Regions from separate parts of the Homo sapiens genome. Here region 2 is linked to region 1. Evidence: chromatin contacts called from ENCODE Hi-C or POLR2A ChIA-PET data. All regions are on one chromosome and are shown on one strand. Each heading gives the region's core, a stretch centred on a gene start or an enhancer-like site at or near the end of the contact. The rest is flanking DNA. Distances are from core to core; before and after follow the strand shown. Region 1 holds the start of HMGN5 (high mobility group nucleosome binding domain 5). Region 2 holds the start of CHM (CHM Rab escort protein).

The links. A loop is a pair of places that touch in the nucleus more often than their neighbours do. ChIA-PET counts read pairs that join two places held with the same protein, here RNA polymerase II (POLR2A). Pooled maps may share reads with other maps.
Region 2: a map of CD8-positive, alpha-beta T cell shows a loop between it and region 1 (8-fold over the local background). The contact joins the promoter of CHM here to the promoter of HMGN5 in region 1. A Hi-C loop is called at or near these places in 2 of 168 maps with a recorded cell type or tissue (CD8-positive, alpha-beta T cell and naive thymus-derived CD4-positive, alpha-beta T cell) and 9 of 50 pooled maps. POLR2A ChIA-PET finds 5 or more read pairs at or near these places in 1 of 52 experiments (activated T-cell).

Annotation. Positions count from the first base shown.
Region 1 is chrX:81,200,017-81,204,568 of GRCh38, forward strand. It overlaps HMGN5 (high mobility group nucleosome binding domain 5), which reads right to left and starts at 1,897. Exons shown (of 7, transcript NM_030763.3): 1 at 1,721-1,897. It overlaps SH3BGRL (SH3 domain binding glutamate rich protein like), which reads left to right and starts at 2,086. Exons shown (of 4, transcript NM_003022.3): 1 at 2,086-2,229. The coding sequence starts at 2,185. RefSeq lists enhancers at 1,742-1,991, 2,112-2,281.
Region 2 is chrX:86,045,575-86,050,126 of GRCh38, forward strand. CHM (CHM Rab escort protein) reads right to left here and starts at 1,984. Exons shown (of 15, transcript NM_000390.4): 1 at 1,910-1,984. The coding sequence starts at 1,958.

The sequences.
Region 1 (4,552 bases), core at 647-3,146:
AAACAAATTTACAAGAAAAAAACAACCCCATCAAAATGTGGGCAAAGGATATGAACAGACATTTCTCAAAAGAAGACATTTATGCAGCCAACAGACATATGCAAAAATGCTCATCATCACTGGTCATGAGAGAAATGCAAATCAAAACCACAATGAAATACCATCTCATGCTAGTTAGAATGGCAATCATACAACAGATGCTGGAGAGGGTTTGGAGAAATAGGAATGCTTTTATACTGTTGGTGGGAGTGTAAATTAGTTCAACCATTGTGGAAGACAGTGTGGCGATCCCCCAAGGATCTAGACTAGAAATGTCATTTGACCCAGCAATCTCATTACTGAGCATATACCCAAAGGATTATAAATCTTTCTATAATAAAGACACATGCACATGTATGTTTATTGCAGCACTATTCATAATAGCAAAGACTTGGAACCAACTCAAATGTCCCAGTGATAGACTGGATTAAGAAAATGTGGCACATGTACACCATGGAATACTATGCAGCCATAGAAAAGGATGAGTTCATGTCCTTTGCAGGGACATGGATGAAGCTGGAAACCATCATTCTAAGCAAACTATCACAAGGACAGAAAACCAAACACCACATGTTCTCACTCATATGTGGGAGTTGAACAATGAGAACACATGGACACAGGACAGGGAACATCACACCCCGGGGCCAGTCGGGGGGTGGGGGGCTGGAGGAGTGATAGCATTAGGTGAAATACCTAATGTAAACAACGAGTTGATGGGTGCAGCAAACCAACATGGCACATGTATACCTATGTAACAAACCTGCACGTTGTGCACATGTACCCTAGAATTTAAAGTATAATTAAAAAAAAATAAGAAGGTGGCCTCTGGAGTTCCTAACTCTGGAATGTACTAACCATATGATTTTAGGAAAACTATTTTTCTGAGTTTCAGTTTCTTCATCTGTAAAATTAATGTAATAGTACCCACCTCTTGAGGTTGTTTTAAGGACAACATGTAAAGAGATTAATTTGGAATTAGTATTTAAGACAGATTGGAGAAGGGAAAACCTGTGGGTAGGGAACAGTTAACAAAGCTATTGTAAGCACTGAGCCTAGGCAAAGACAGTAAACCACTAGACTGGAGACAGTGGAAAAACAGCAAAGGAAAAGAAGTAGGACAAGCGACTGACTCCTCTCCACTCTCATTCATCTTGCAAATTCCTTTTTTTCTGTTCATTTAACATAATCTGGGAACCTAAAACTACACTTTGAAGTATATGGTCTGTCTCTGGACATTATTAACTGTTTGCTCATTTCCTTAGAGCTACAAATAACCATCTGATCTCTCTCTTCACCATTTCAACATCTGCAATATGTTCTCCCAAATCCCTTACTTCAGTCAGTTAAAAAGCAAAACAAAACAAAAATCATCCATCTTTTTACACAATATTTTCAATCTTTTCTTTGTAATTTATTCCTTCATTCTTAAACTTGCCAATCAGGCCTCCTGCAAATTCCCACGGAAGCAGGGTTCCCTAATTTAACAAAACACAAAATTCAAAAAGAAAACCAATCCTGCCATTTCTGGGCTTAAGGAAACCTGAAACTTTCCTTCAAAACTCTGCAGCATTGCTCAGTACTTTAGTGCCTAATTCCTACAACGAGCTAAGATCAGAAAAATCACTACGTAATAGGAATCTTAAAATGCGCAAGGCTTTGAGAACATGGGTTTTCAACATACAGCTTGCTCTTTCAGGATCTGTCTTCTTATTTGCATATATTTCTGAGCAGGAAGTTATGCGCAGTACTTTTAGTCTCCGCGTGAAAAGGTCCTTCATGCTAATCTAATTCAATTCAGTTCTCCTTTTTCTTTCTTCTTCTCCTCGCCCTCTTCTCAGGGAAGGAATCGTCAAAAATCAATGTTTCAACAGATCTCGCGGTGCTATTCGAGATTCCCTATTAAAAAAAAATAGAATTGATGCAAACAGCCTGTTCCTTCCGGGGTTTTGGGCTGGAACTGCAGCGCTTAGAGAGCTCGGTGGAAGCTGCTAAAGGCGGAGGCGGGGCTCTGGCGAGTTCTCCTTCCACCTTCCCCCACCCTTCTCTGCCAACCGCTGTTTCAGCCCCTAGCTGGATTCCAGCCATTGCTGCAGCTGCTCCACAGCCCTTTTCAGGACCCAAACAACCGCAGCCGCTGTTCCCAGGATGGTGATCCGTGTATATATTGCATCTTCCTCTGGCTCTACAGCGGTAAGGAGAGTGGGGAGTCCACCTTTGTTGTTTTCCTACACACCAGTCCTCTGCTGCCCCAGAACCATTAAAATGCAGAAGTTCCTCTGGCAGCTTCTCCTTTGGAAGACTCATGCATCCCCGATCCCACCCTTCTTCTTCCCTTTTTTCCCTTTGTTGCATCGATTTCATTTTTTTTTTTTTCCACATAGAGTTCAGCTTTGTTTGCTTCGTGACGTTGGGGGGCACATTTCTGCTTTGAAGGAAAACGAAAGCTACCAAGTTTTGGGAGATGGGAGATGGTGCTATACGGTCTTTAGGGTTACGTGAAGTCAAGTAAAATCGCACACTGGTGAGTTTCAAGAGTGAGACATTTGATGAATACGCCCTAAGTACTGAGACAAGGAGGAGTGCACTTCTGTAAAGGATGGGGGTACACATGCTGTAACTGGTGGGGATTGAGTGGAGGCCTACCGAGGCATTGTAATTATTCTGGGTGAGTGAGACCCTGGTAATAGAGTTATTTTGAGAGTGTGTAGAAGAAAGTGGTTAACTTGAGCTTGAAGGCCTGTTAGAACTAGACAAATTGGGAGGGGAAGTTGGTAACAATGACGTAAATTTTTTTTTAACTTAATATGACACGAGATTCAGTTTTCCCCCCATATTGTCCCTTATTTTGACTGTTTCTATTCTTTCAAAATATTTTACTTTTAAATTTCTCTCACTGCTTCAAGTATATTGAGAACTGGATAGGGAGCTCAGTGGCTTCTTGTGTAGTGGCAGCCTGAGTTGCTGCTGCTTCAAATGATAGGACTTTCTCTTTCATGGATTCACTTACTCTTAATTTAGAATAACAAATTTTCAGCAGCTGTCGGGAGAATATGATAAACTGGGGTGCAAGATGAGTGTATATCCATGATAAATGAAAGTGCTTCTGCTTTTTACAACTCAAGAGAAAGGCAGACAGTGGCAAGAACAGATGTGTGGGTTCAGATTGTAGGGTATAGGAACCCCTTCCCTCTTCTTGAGCTTTAGAGCAGCAGCTAATCCAGGTTGTTGTGTGTTTTTATTTTTTGGCTTGTTTATTTACACCTGAGAGGATGTGGAATGGAAGTGGAGGTTATGTTAAATCACAAGAACCTTGATATTTGAACTTTGTCTTCTCTGGCCACCATGTGTGGATATGTTTATGCAATTTTGGAATATCAGAAAATTTAATCTTACATTTTTTGAATAAGTTTAGGTTAAAAAAAAGAACACCTTTTATATTTCCTTTGGACCTAATTTTATGAGCCTCTTGCTTTATTATTTTCCATACATGTTGTCTAATATTTCAAAGTAAAATTTGAGTTGCTCAGAGTCTCAACTCAATCCAATAATTGTAAAGTCCAACTTAATGCCTTTAGTTAAACCCCTAATGAGACTGAACAGATCAGGCAGTTAGTTTTGCTTTGGGAGTCATACAGTTTCAATACTGTTATTTATTCTTTGCTTTCTCCTTCCTCTACCCCTTCTTTAAAAGTAGATTCAACAAGAAACTGCTTTCAGAATTTCTATTCAAGTAAGAATAACTGCACCTCTCTTTGTTAAGTCTTAAGTTTCCAAGAGCCTTAGAAATGGCTGCTGTCTTCTATTATTTCCTTTATTGGACTCCTTTTTTTTTTTATTTAGATTTCAACTTTTATTTTAGATTCAGAGGGTACATGTGCAGATTTGATGCATGGGTATACTGTGCAAGGTTTGGGGTACCATTGAACCTCTCACCCTGGTAGTGGGCGTAGTACCCAATAGGTAATTTTACAACCTTTGCCTTCCTCCCTCCCTCCTCTGTAGTCTTCAGTGTCTATTCTTCCCATCTTTGTTGGACTTTATTGTTGAAGACCATGCAAATGGCAGATGTTTATGGTATTTGTATTTTATTTCAATTTTTTGTCATGAGTAGTTAGAAATTTATTAGAAATTTATCTACTGTAGTAATTATAGTTCAATGAACCTGTTATCAAAATTCTACTTCATAATGCCAAAATAAATCCTTGCTTTATTATACTATTACAACACTTTTAAATAATACCAAAACAGTGTAAAGTGAGTACTTCTTTGTAACATGAATGGAGTGGTGATTATTTACTTCAGAAAGGCACTTTTCAGTTTGCTGTACTAAAGTTTTCCTTTAAGATTGATGCCCTGTTTGTTTTAATACATAAGTTAGAAAGTTTTGAGCAAATATCCTGATGGAGTCCTACAATTGCACATAGTGAGATACTTCAATAAGTGACTAAGTTTAGTTGTCTGAAGAACAGTTAAAAGCTTCTTTGCTTTGGATTGGTGGTAGCTGACTGTTTCT
Region 2 (4,552 bases), core at 734-3,233, 4.8 Mb after region 1:
TATTTTTCCAAATATAAGCGATGTCACCTGATGCAATTCTCTGGCTCACTCACTGTAACTTCCTACCTCTACCATAACAGACTCCATCAGGATGGATGTCTTCCAATTCTGAACTGTACAGAAGGCAAAATATTTATGAAAAACATTAGCATCATTCATAAGAATTAACATTCATCAATTAAAATTTGAACCCAGACCTGAAAAAAAAAATTGTTGATTAAAAAAATTGTTAAAAACACCTCAAGTTCCTACACAAAAAAAGCAAGATTATAAAACTCAAGTATGGTATAACAACTATTCCAAAATGGATGCTGTTCTCAGTTTTAGTATAGACTTAAAAGAAAAAATGAATAGTCCATTGGCTCTTTCCAGCTCTCATCCAACATCTGTTCATAGCAGCTACAACCAGGTTATTTGCAGCCATGCAGTTATTTTCAGGCTAAGAATAAACCTGTCCATGCTGTTCTGAGAACTGTTACCCAGGCATTTTTTGTTAGACAACATAAAGACCATCTATTTTACCTTCCTTATATTCAAAAACAAGGAAACTGAGGCTCAGAGAGATTTAGTGCCTGGCCCTCCCAATTCAAGCAATTCATACTAGCACTAAGCAAGACCTAAAACCAAGTTTTCTCAATTGTTTCTACGAATATGGGTCAACTCTGAGGATCAGAACCACTGACTGTTTTCCTGGGATGGAATGGGCCTTTGGAAATTTACCAGCTGTGTGATCCTGAGCAAATTACAACTTTTCCAAGTCCCCTTTTCCTCTTCTACAAAATGCAGAGAGTACCTACTACTCTAACAAGGTTGTGAGGATTATGTTCGGCTTGTAAAGTGCTTAGCACAGTGATTAGGAAATTTTAAGCATTCGAAAACAGGTAGCTATTATTTTTACTCCCAACCTGAAAACATGGCTGCTCCTAATCATGGCTGTATGAGAAGACAACGAACTGAATTCATTAACACAATGGACAGGGTCCCATCCACCAGAGCTTCTCTGGCCTACCACATTCTACAAACAGTAAAAAACCCCATCAAACAACCTATTTCATTCCATCTAAAATGATCATCCCTTACACTATTAAAAAAAATTGAAATTGCTGCCATATGTGTTCTGCTACGTGTTGTACACTGAATATGTCAACTAGAAACTGCAGAGGAGTTTCTGGTTCCACCCAAAACATGAAGAACAAACGACGGGAAAACAAGAGTTAGATAAGGTCACACACCTGAACTGGAACTCAGGACCTTATTCTCAGCACATTTAGTTATTGATGGTAGAAAGCAAGATGCTTTAAGCACCATAAAGCAGGAATAATGGCTACCTCAACAAAATAAAATTCCCTAGGTTTCTCAACAAAATAGAATCCGTTTACTTTCCCTAGTAAATTCATACGCACATGGGCAATAATTGAGCATCTTTCTTGTAAAACTGAGGATTAAGCTGTGTCTGAGCTGCGATGTATGCTAAGATCATACAAATCTATGAAAAAGTCCTATGAAATGGCGAGACAAAATGATGGGGAATATCACCTTGAAATCAATAAGGAAGGAATCATAATGTCTTGCCAAAGTCGTCTCCGTTGATAAAATCCCGACCCTCCATTTCATGACACTGCACATCCACTTCCCTCTAAGGAAATTAACAGGAATCACCGCAGCAACCAACCTCAGCAATCAGCATCGACCAGATCAACCCCTACTCAAATGGCGATAAGCACTGCGGGTCCCAGCCCCTCCCTGTAACTGCCAACTCCCGCGCTGACTCCGGACTACCTCACTTCCTTTCAGTTCTCCCTCCCACTCTCGACCCACGATGTTTGTCCCAAAACTCGCCACTGACAGAAAAAACAGAAACAAGACAGTCTTCCTAAACTTTGTCCAGGAAGCACCAGGCTACACATACCCGTCCCTATTACGATCACATCAAACTCCGAAGGGAGAGTATCCGCCATCTTGACGGGAAACGTGTCATGTGACTATTACTTGTGGAAATGAGATCAAGTTAGGCATTCCCTCCGTGGAAGGCGGAAAAGAAAACAGTGCATTCTGGGTGTTGTAGTTCTTGGGTGGAAGGTCCAGGCAGGCGACTACAGTATTATATTTAAAATGTTTACACGTAAGTTAAAAGCTCGACTCATTTTCCAGGCTGAATGCTGTAGCTCATTTAGCCTGGAGGGTTGAAGTAGGAAAGAAATGTAGATTTTTATTCCGTTAGCTAGGATGAATGTGGGAGACTTGGATACCCCTTGACAATACTGAAGCAAAATTGTTAGGAGACACGGAGAGCGGAGTGAAATTGAAGGCGGTTTGCTCTGTGAACAAAGGAGACTTTCATTCCAGCCTAAAAAACTGTTTCCCGCCATCGTTTCTGTACTTTCGTGTTGGCCCTCGAGGCATGGTTTTTCACACCAATACTTTCAGAATATATTCCATATCTTTTTCGTTTCCATGTCTCCTCGATGAAAACCCACAAAAAACCTCTCACCCTAGTTTCGCCAGAATGGAACTCCCACCGCGTCCGTATTTGTTCCAGTTAGTCCAGACAGCCACTCGGGCAATAAATTAGCCTTGCTTTACAGGAGGGAAAAAATATATGAAAGCATGGTTGCGCTGGATAAGCGTCTGTTGAGTCTGAATTCGATTTTCCGCACCAACTAGATAAGTTCATGTAAGATTCTCCTTAGTTTACATTTAGTTTCCAATCTATTAGTTTCCATAAGCTACCGTAGAAATAATTAAGGTAAAATGGTCTTTATATTAAAGTGATTGTATCTGATGAGGGGCTTTAGGTCGTCTATGTCTAACAGCTAACATAGCTCTCATAAGTATCTTCAAGGTCTGTCGCCTCCCACCGCTTCCCTCCAACCGCCCCCCACCCTGCCCCCGATTATTTAATACTCCGCTGTCTGACAACACCAAAGCAAAAGGGGAAGGATGCTGGGAATGAAGGAGGATACTTTTTTGACGACAGAAATTTCTTGTGTAGTTATTTTACAAGAGTTTCAAAATAAATCAAAGATAATGTGCAGTAGTGGGCCTTCCCTGACACCACCTATCCGCTAAGATGCTTGTGGTTCCCCAGACATTGTTTTCTTTCCAGTCTCTGACCACGCTCATGCTGTTCTTTCAGCATGGAATGATCTTCCCATTCTCTAGCTAACAGTTATTCCCAGGATGTCGCTGGGCTTCCACCTCCTCCTCCTTTCGTCTCCGTGTGTGGGCTGTTTCCCTACATGGTGCTAGACTTTGTCTTAACCCGCCATACTGCATTTATGACGATTCCTATAGAGTACACATATCCCCATATATCCACACAAAAATACACACCCAGACATGCAATACCATAATTATAAACCCCTGTACAGCATGACAGACACCAAGTCTCATTTATCTTTTTCACTCCTGCACCTAACCTAAGCCCGGTGCATAGTAGGAATTTAATAAATGTTTGCTAAACCAAACTTGATTTTGACTCCCCTAATAGATGGATGAGACGAGTCCCTGTCCTCATAGTGCTTACCATCTTTGCCTTTATATCTGCCCACCACTATCATGTGTCTTATATTTAGAAGATGTTCAGTGTCCATTAATTGTAAATATTTACATGAAAATGCTTTAAAATGTATTTTGATACGCTTTTTACTGCATTTCTCTTGCATTTTACCATAATCATTAGCAACATTGTACATGTTTCATTACTTTCTTTTATAGATCATCCAGTTGTATTACACAACTCTCTTAAGATATGGTCTTTGATTAGTATTTTCTGTAAAACAGATTCCCCTGAGAAGTATAATGTACTGTTCAGTAAACCACTTTGTCATTTGCCTTGGTATGTAAAGCAAGTTTTTAGTATTATCAGAAGTGAAACAGATATTATTTGTGAGACTCTTGATAAGACAGTAGAAAATGGAAACAAATGGATTTCTCAGAGTAAACACAGAAAACTTTCCAAAATCTTCTCTAATAATGAGAAGCCACAGATGGATGGTTAAAAACCTGATAAATAAAAGTATTTCTACCATACTTTGGATATATATTTATATACATTTGTTCATGTATACGAGATATATAAACTACATACATATACTTTTCAATATGAGTATCACTGACCTTCTAGGGATTCAGAAATTTTCTGACAATCACACCATGAAGATGCAATTCATTAATTTGTTTATTCCTCAAATATTCATTCAGCACCTACTATGTGCAAGACACTATTTTGGATGCTGAGATTAGAGCAATGAACAAAACAGACAACAACCCCTGTCTTCATGAAGTTTACATTTAGTAGGGTAAAACAAAATAAACAAGTAATTACTCTGTAGCATAGATTTTCCAATCTGTGCTGCCCTTAGTTTGAAACCTTCTTTTTTTCCCCTAAGGATAGAAAGCACAATCCTCAGAAGGATAATATTACCAACTTATATTTTGCTGTTCTTTCTCTAAAGTTATTATGGGACTTATTCATGCCCTTTTCTGGGCATGGAAAAGATTACTACATTAGGAAAATTTCAATCTTGTGCATGGAGAAAATGCTCCAAAT